Regions from separate parts of the Homo sapiens genome. Here regions 1 and 3 are each linked to region 2. A link is a loop called in an ENCODE intact Hi-C map of the cell type or tissue named here. Cell type or tissue: IMR-90. All regions are shown on one strand.

Evidence for each region. Peaks named below come from ENCODE experiments on the same cell type or tissue, not always from the same donor. Only the 100,000 strongest peaks of a DNase experiment are listed, where the experiment ranks them.
Region 1: a loop joins it to region 2, with 15 times the contacts of the local background. A loop is called at or near these places in 5 of 110 quality-filtered maps.
Region 3: a loop joins it to region 2, with 10 times the contacts of the local background. A loop is called at or near these places in 41 of 110 quality-filtered maps.

Annotation. Positions count from the first base shown.
Region 1 is chr12:80,762,685-80,765,184 of GRCh38, reverse strand. It overlaps LINC01490 (long intergenic non-protein coding RNA 1490), which reads right to left and starts at 2,031. Exons shown (of 3, transcript NR_120470.1): 1 at 1,957-2,031. In IMR-90, a CTCF peak has its summit at 1,183 (motif pointing right); a DNase peak (open chromatin) is centred at 1,184.
Region 2 is chr12:79,406,604-79,409,103 of GRCh38, reverse strand. All of the region lies in intron 9 of SYT1 (synaptotagmin 1), which reads right to left. Among named protein-coding and RNA genes, the nearest start is that of MIR1252, 11 kb to the left of the region's middle. In IMR-90, a CTCF peak has its summit at 980 (motif pointing left); a DNase peak (open chromatin) is centred at 953; H3K27ac peaks cover 741 bases.
Region 3 is chr12:79,737,181-79,739,680 of GRCh38, reverse strand. All of the region lies in intron 4 of PPP1R12A-AS2 (PPP1R12A antisense RNA 2), which reads right to left. Among named protein-coding and RNA genes, the nearest start is that of PAWR, 47 kb to the right of the region's middle. In IMR-90, a CTCF peak has its summit at 1,364 (motif pointing right); a DNase peak (open chromatin) is centred at 1,370.

The sequences.
Region 1 (2,500 bases), 1.4 Mb before region 2:
TGTGGTTGTTATAATTTACTTCTTGATATCAGAGTAATTTCTATTGATTGTATTATTTATTCTTGTGGTTTTTCTTTTCATATTTCATTAATTTGAATTCTTTTGGTTATATAGTAAATACATTTTAAAATGGCAAAAGAATATCCTTCACATGTATCTACATCAAGAATCTATAATTTCTCTATCGTTTTATTGAAATTTTCCAAACTGTTTTTCTAAATTACAATTAAAATGGAATATCTTCAACACAACTTCCCCTTGTTTCAAAGTCGTAATGCCCAAGGCCATTCTAAGGGAAAGTATGAAGGAAAGCCAGTCATAGTGGAAAATGGTCTTGACAGGATTACATTAAAATTTTTCCTCCTCAGCTTTATTAAGGTATAATTGACAAATGAAAATTATATTAATGTATACAACATGATAATTTGAGATACACATACATTGTATAATAATTACCACAATCAAATTAATTAACACTTTCTTCACCACACAATTACAGCCTCTCCAGTAACTGGGTATACAGGCACGGGCCACTACACCTGGCTAATTTTTAAATTTTTTTTTTTTTTTTTTTTTTTAGAAACAGGGTCTCACTATGTTGCCCAGGCTTGTCTTGAACTCCTAGACTCAGGCAATCCTCCTGCGTAGGCCTCACAAAGTACTGGGATATACACACCAGACCAGGCGTCCATACATTTTTCATGGGCTTGGAGATTTACTTAACTTGCAGGAGAGGAAAAGTAGAGAGGAGAAACTGAAGCAGTAGTTTTCTAGGCAAACCTATCTTTTTCCTTGTGGGGTGTCTGTGTGTGTGTGAAGAGCAGAAAAAAAAAAAAGGAAGAAGAAAACTTTGGTCTTACCACTCCAGCACATTTTCTCTTGCATTTCCAGGAATGATTTTTAATCTTGCTTTCCTCCTTCTTTTTCCCTAACATCAGACCTCCCAGACTACAGCTGCATACACTAGAAAGTAAGCATATTGAAATTTCCCTGTATACGTTATAATAAAAGGAACATTTGGAACCTCAGTTGGATTAAGGAAACAATAACTTAATGCGGGATCCATCTGCTGATAAAATGTGAGGTAACACACTTCTGAATGCCAATTTGAAGGATTTTTTTTTTTTAAGGTTGGGGAAAAAAAAAACCGTTTGAACACTTGAAGTTGCAAATTTTTATCTGACCACCAGGGAGCAGACAAATGCCTTGAAAGAAAGGCTCTTCAATCAAATGAAAAAGTCAAAAACCACAAAAGGAAAACAAATGAAGTGTGTTAATTACCATAAATGAAATGAAAAACGCATTTTTTATTTTGAAAATAAAAAATACCAGAAGGCATATGTTAAAACAAAACATTTCAACCATTTTCCATCTGACTATATTTAAAGGTTTTCTCATCCCTCTATCACTTGGAGGAGGCAATGTCTCCCCTCTTTGAAGGCAAACAAGTCCTACTTAATGGAAAGATGTGCCAATTTACCGTCTACTCCCTGGAATTACTTGACACACGTAAAGAAAGTAAAGGTTGCGAGCTACCATGACAATCTATGGACACAGGCTTCCTTACAAGTTCTCTTTAGTCACAGCAAAGCAAGCTGAAAAAAAGAAGTTGGTTTTCAGTTTAATTTAGTGTGTATAAATGTCAATAAAGACTCAGTTTACTCATTGGCACATTTTAAAGTAAACACCAGTCTGTCAATTATAAAATCAATACAATGGTTGCATAAAATTCTTGATTGTAGGCAATTTTAAGCAAATTATTCTTAATGAACAATACCAGCATGTTATATACTCAATTTCATTTAAAGGAATCACTTCATGTTATAAAAAACCTTCCTTGGTTTTATTTAAACACGCCTTCCCCAGAGGATAGAGTCTTCAGTAAATTTAAGTTAGAAAATTCATCTTTGAAATCTGGGTGTTAGTAACCTCCATTCCCCAGTTTTTAACTCTTACTTCTATAATCCCACCTTCATCTTCCTGGAGTGCCATATATATATGCTTGCTCCTCTCTTCCTCTTAACACCTGTTGTCACAAACACAATTGTGACATAATGACCAGCTTTCAAAGTTGCCCTTCCAAGCACTGACTGCATTTTTATAGAGCTTGAATACTACAGTGAAAGGGTAAAGGTCTAGTGCAGAACTTTAGGCTCAGAATGCGGGGTTTAAATCTCAGCTTTACTACTTAATTAACAAATCACTTAACGTCTCTATAATTTCTTTACCTCTTTTGTAAAATGGGGAAAATAGTTATGGAACCTAACTCATAGGGCTGTTGTGACCCTTAAGTGAGAGAGTGTGTCCGGAATGATATAATCTCTTAATGAATGTTAGTTGTATGTCTTCTTTACAAGGGAGGTTTGTAATTTTTTCATTTTTTAAAATAATTATAATAATTATTATTTTTGAAACAGAGTCTCACTCTGTCGCCTAGGCTGGAGTAGAGTGGTACTATCTTGGCTCACTGCAACCTTCACCTCCTGGCTTCCAGCGATTC
Region 2 (2,500 bases):
TAGCAATTATCTAGTGGATTAAACAGACCATTGTGGAACTAACTGCTTGCTTTATTAAGACGGTAATGATTACACCTGAGAATGTAATGCTGGCCCGATGAGAAATTTGACCTTGCTGCCACATTTCTTGAGTTTTAAAGGAGGCAGAGGTAAGAAATGAGGAGATCAGAGAACAGAGGTTCCATAAATCAGTACCACAGATGACAGGAGCATGGATAAGTGCATAATTGTAGACTCAGGATAAAGCAAAGAATTTAGAGCTATTACAAAGTAATTTGTGTGCCATAACTCTCCGGGAAATTATAATTATCAGAGAAATAATAGACTCATAGTCAAACAGCTTCTGACCATATTACTTGGAAAAAAAAAAAAAAGAAAGAAAAGGAAAGAAAAAAATGTGGTCTAGGAAATTTGGAGGCGCCAGGACAAATTCAAAGAAATGACCTAAAACCAACCAAAATGTCCTTCTTGTATTTTTATAGCATGTCATAGTTTACAAAATGAGTTTTCCTGGCTGTTATCTTACTGAACCCTTTGTAAAGCCTGTGAGGAAGACTTCTTTATTCCCTGAATCCACATGAAAGCATGGGCTGAATCACCTCGCTAAATGACTTGCTCAAAGTCTCAGTAAGAATGTGCACTGTATCTCCGATCCTTGCTCCTTCCAATAAACCCACTAATGCCAATCTAAGTGGGCATATCTGTTTGTTTTCTGGAGGCCTCCTCCCTTCCTCTGTAGTGAGACTTAGTAAAAGCTCCCCACAGTGTTCACTTGGTCGTTCAGCCTTCAATTTGAGCAATTTCTAATTCTTCAATAGTTGTGAAATTCAGCAAGGTCTGGGATCTTGGGCATATTATTTAGCCACCTTGGCTTTGGTGAGGCAAAACTGCAGTCCAGAATCGACAATGAACCAATAGGAAATCCCCTCTGTTAGGACTAGAAAGGGCTGCCCAAATCCTTGGCTGCTACTGCCATCTCCTGTTCAGAGTAGCTCACCCAGGATTGCCTGTGCATACATTTGCTTTAAATTCAAGTGTAATACCCAGGATAAACTGATTTCAATGAGACTCAGGAATATTCCCCATGCATTTAAGGTTCTCCATTCAGCCTCTTCTCGAAGCAACATCTTTTGGTGGTGGTCAGTGTTAGAAGGCAGTTTGAACAAGATTAAGAGGATAAAACTGTTGTTCTTCTGGGAAGAAGAGGTCACAATACAGTAGTGATGTGATCAAAGATGGAAGGAAAGAAGACAGCAATGTCCTTCTCCTGTGAGTATACCAGAGTAAGGACAGCCACATCCACTCTAAAACTATAATGTTCTTTGCTTGGACTGTGCGTAAGAGAGTTGCAAAAACCACAGCAAATTACATCCTCTTCTGATTTCAGGAGGGGCCACCAAATAGTCTTTGATGTATCTCAGAGTCACAGACTCTGTGCTGTAGATACATCCCACCTAAAAGTGAGGTCAAAAATTGGGATGGAGGTGATTCACAAAGAAGACTGTATCTTCTCAGAGCTTAGTATTTGCATTTCTAAGAATGTGACGATCAGAGCTATCCCAATGGTATGACAAATGGGGACAACTATCCCAGGTCTCAAACTTTTCTTTGACTTCATGCCTTCCCAACAAATGGTGGTAGCAACTCTAGAGGGTGGCTAGATCACTCAGTTGTGGTGGGGAAGTGAGACGAAGGCATGGTGGTACTGTCATGGTCTTACCTCCCTCATCAAGACCTTTACCATACTTGTAGGATGGCATCTTTTCTTCTCAAAACTGGAAGAGACTACTCTTATGAGTCTATTTTCCTTTCAAGGTAGTTCCTGATGCTGAATTTAAGTTTGTTTCACTCAAATAATATTAGTGGTATAAGTACACAGAGTATGATTAGTCATAAGTAACAGATCATCCCGGGGGAGTTCTAGTGATAAACCCAGAGAAAAGAGTGTATCATGGAGGATAAAAAAGAATACAAATTACTTATTTGTCAGGGCCTGTGCTAAGCACTGTCACATGCCATCTTAATACTTGCCATAGCTTGATGAAACAAGCATTATTATCCCTTTTTAACAGATAAATAAACTGAGGCTCAGAACCATGAATTAACTTGTCCAGGGCCATAGGGATAGTAAGTGATAATGGCAGGATTTGAATCAAGGTCTTTATGACCTCCAAAGCAGGGTAGTTCACCTCTACACCAGAATAATAATGGCTGCAGTAATAAAAATAGCAGACATTCCGGGAGGGCTGACATGTGCCACACACTTTTCAAGGACTTTCAAATATTAACTCACTTTCTTTCTCACTACAATTCTGTGAGGTAGGTGCTATTGTGATCAATATTTTATTGAAAAATACAGAGAATTTAAGCACTTCCCCAAGATTACACCACTATCAAGTAGCAGAACTGGTATTCAAACCCAGATAATCTGACTCTAAGCCTGTGCTAATTGGTGAAATTTATCAGAAGCAGCAACTAGAGATCAGAGTGAGTGACACTT
Region 3 (2,500 bases), 330 kb before region 2:
AGACCTTTTTCTCTTTTCTGGTGGTGATGGTGATATTTCATGTTTTTCTTCTTTCTTTTTCTTTTTTTTTTTTTTTTTTTTTTGAGACAGAGCCTTGCTCTGTCACCCAGGCTGGCTGACTGCAACCTCTCGGCTCACTGCAACCTCTGCCTCCCAGGCTCAAGTGATTCTCCTGCCTCAGCCTCCTGAGTAGCTGGGATTACAGGCACCCGCCACCATGCCCAGCTAGTTTTTGTATTTTTAGTAGAGATGGGGTTTCACCATGTTGGCCAGGCTGGTCTCAAACTCCTGACCTCAAGTGATCTGCCCACCTCAGCCTCCTAAAGTGCTGGGATTACAGGTATGAGCCACCACTCCTGGCCATTTTTTCTTAAAACCGTTTTCTGTTCTATTCCTGTCACTGATCCCATTCCTCTCAGTGGTCACCTTTGTACCCTACAATTCTTGGGTTTATTCAGGTTCCTTTTACAGACCAGTTAACAACATCCCTTTTCCTTGTCCGCCAAACATCTTTTGTCTACTTAAGTATTTAGTCATCATTGTCATAATTGTTCTGAAAATGGCTTTGATAAGTGGGCCAGCCCAGAAGACCAGCAATTTCTAAAGTTAATAACACCTTGGGCAAACAAATTATTTCATGATTCACTCCTTTCATGACCCCTCATAAGAGAAAAAAATTGTATGGTGAGAATAAAGATGTAATTAAGTGTTTTAGGTATTCGATAGTTGTACTGATGGGTTTGGTCTGCAGACAATTGCTTTGATGTTAGGACAAGGATTGTATCTGTTCAGTGTAAGTTTTCATTGAAAGAAATATATGCTCATTAGAAAACCTCACATGGTTAAAACCTTCTAATGATTAAATTGAGTACTTAATTCTAATTGTAGCCCTTATGACAAGTCTTTATATGGTCACAAGATTTTTTTTAAACACAGAAAAATACCTGATTTAGTAAAAAATCTGAATCAGAATTTAAAAAAAATTTAGTACTTCTAAGCACCTACTGAACCCAACTGTTCATTTTACAGGAATCCTAAGGATCTGTGCTAAGTGTCTGTTTTTCTGATTTAAGAATGAACAGTAATTAGCAGGTAATTTGAGTTTGAAAATAATTTATCTAAATAATTTACTCTATTAAGGAGAAAGTTTTTAATTAGTAGAGATAAATTACAGCTAACCCAAAACCAAGTCTCTTCTTTTGTATTCTGAAAAGCATTTTTCACCTAAAATGTTACAGAAAAAAAAGCGGCTGAGGTAGTTGGCGATGACTTTTAGTATACCTATTGATAAAGCATAAACAAAAGTGGGGTGGGGCATTGAAATGTCTTCTTAATTGCTACCGATACCTGCCACTCAAACCACTAGGTGGCACCAATAAGCTTTTCCGATATGTACAATAAATGTACCTATGTTTAAGGCACTCCTTGAACAATATCCCATACCATGACTACCAAAATGCTTAAAAATTCTACCCATATACTTAAGAATTACTGCACAAAGTTATGCCTCTAGACAACAATAAATGGTGTTGCTATTTGATTGTTGACAAAAGTATTGAGAAAGCAATCTAAATACAAGTCACCATGATTTAGTGGAAAAAACACTGGAGTGAGGGTCAATAGTCCTTGTTCTGTTCTCAGCTTCACCACCAACTACCTCAGTGTCTTGAGTAGTCACTAAACCTCTCTGGTTTCTATCTCCTGATCAGTAAAGTGAAAGATTGGGACTAGATGAGTTGGTTTCAAAATGTAAGTAAAAGCCTCTTTTCTTCTACAAAATCCCTCAGAATTCTAATATGGAAAACAGATGAAAGCAAGACTGAGAAGGGAGGGAAGCGTGGTTGGATGTTGGAAAGAGAAGAAGGTATGAGAAGCACCTTTTGCTCTGCTTCCCACCAGTCTCCTCAGTGTCCAACCTGTGGTCCAGAAAAAAAAATAATTTGGATACCAATGAAATAGAAAATTACTAACAACTCTGTGATCCAGAAGTCTGTAAATCCAAGTATGTAGCACTATGTCCAAGTTCTTAAGCATTTTCCAACTTTAGCGGCCCAATTCCAGGATATAGTACAGCTATTATTTTCTCCATTTTACAAATAAATAGTAAACTAAGGATGGGTAATTTAATAGTTTTCTAAAAGTCTCCTTTGAGATTCACTTGCAGTTGTAAAAAAAAAAAAAAGAAAGAAAAAAAAGAAAAAAGAAAACCAAGCAGAAATCCCATGTAAAATTTACCCAGTTTCCTCTAATGGGAACATTTTGCAAAATTATAGTATAATATCACAACTAGGATATTCACATCAATACAGTCAAGATACAGAACAATTCCAACACCACAAGAATCTCTGTTTCCCATTTATAGCTGCACACATTTTACTCCTACCTTGACTCTTTACTTAGCCCCTGGAAACCTCTAATTTGTTCTCCATTTCTACGATTTTTGTTATTTCAAGAATGTTATATAAATGGAATCGTATGTATGTAAGCTTTCAGGATTTAT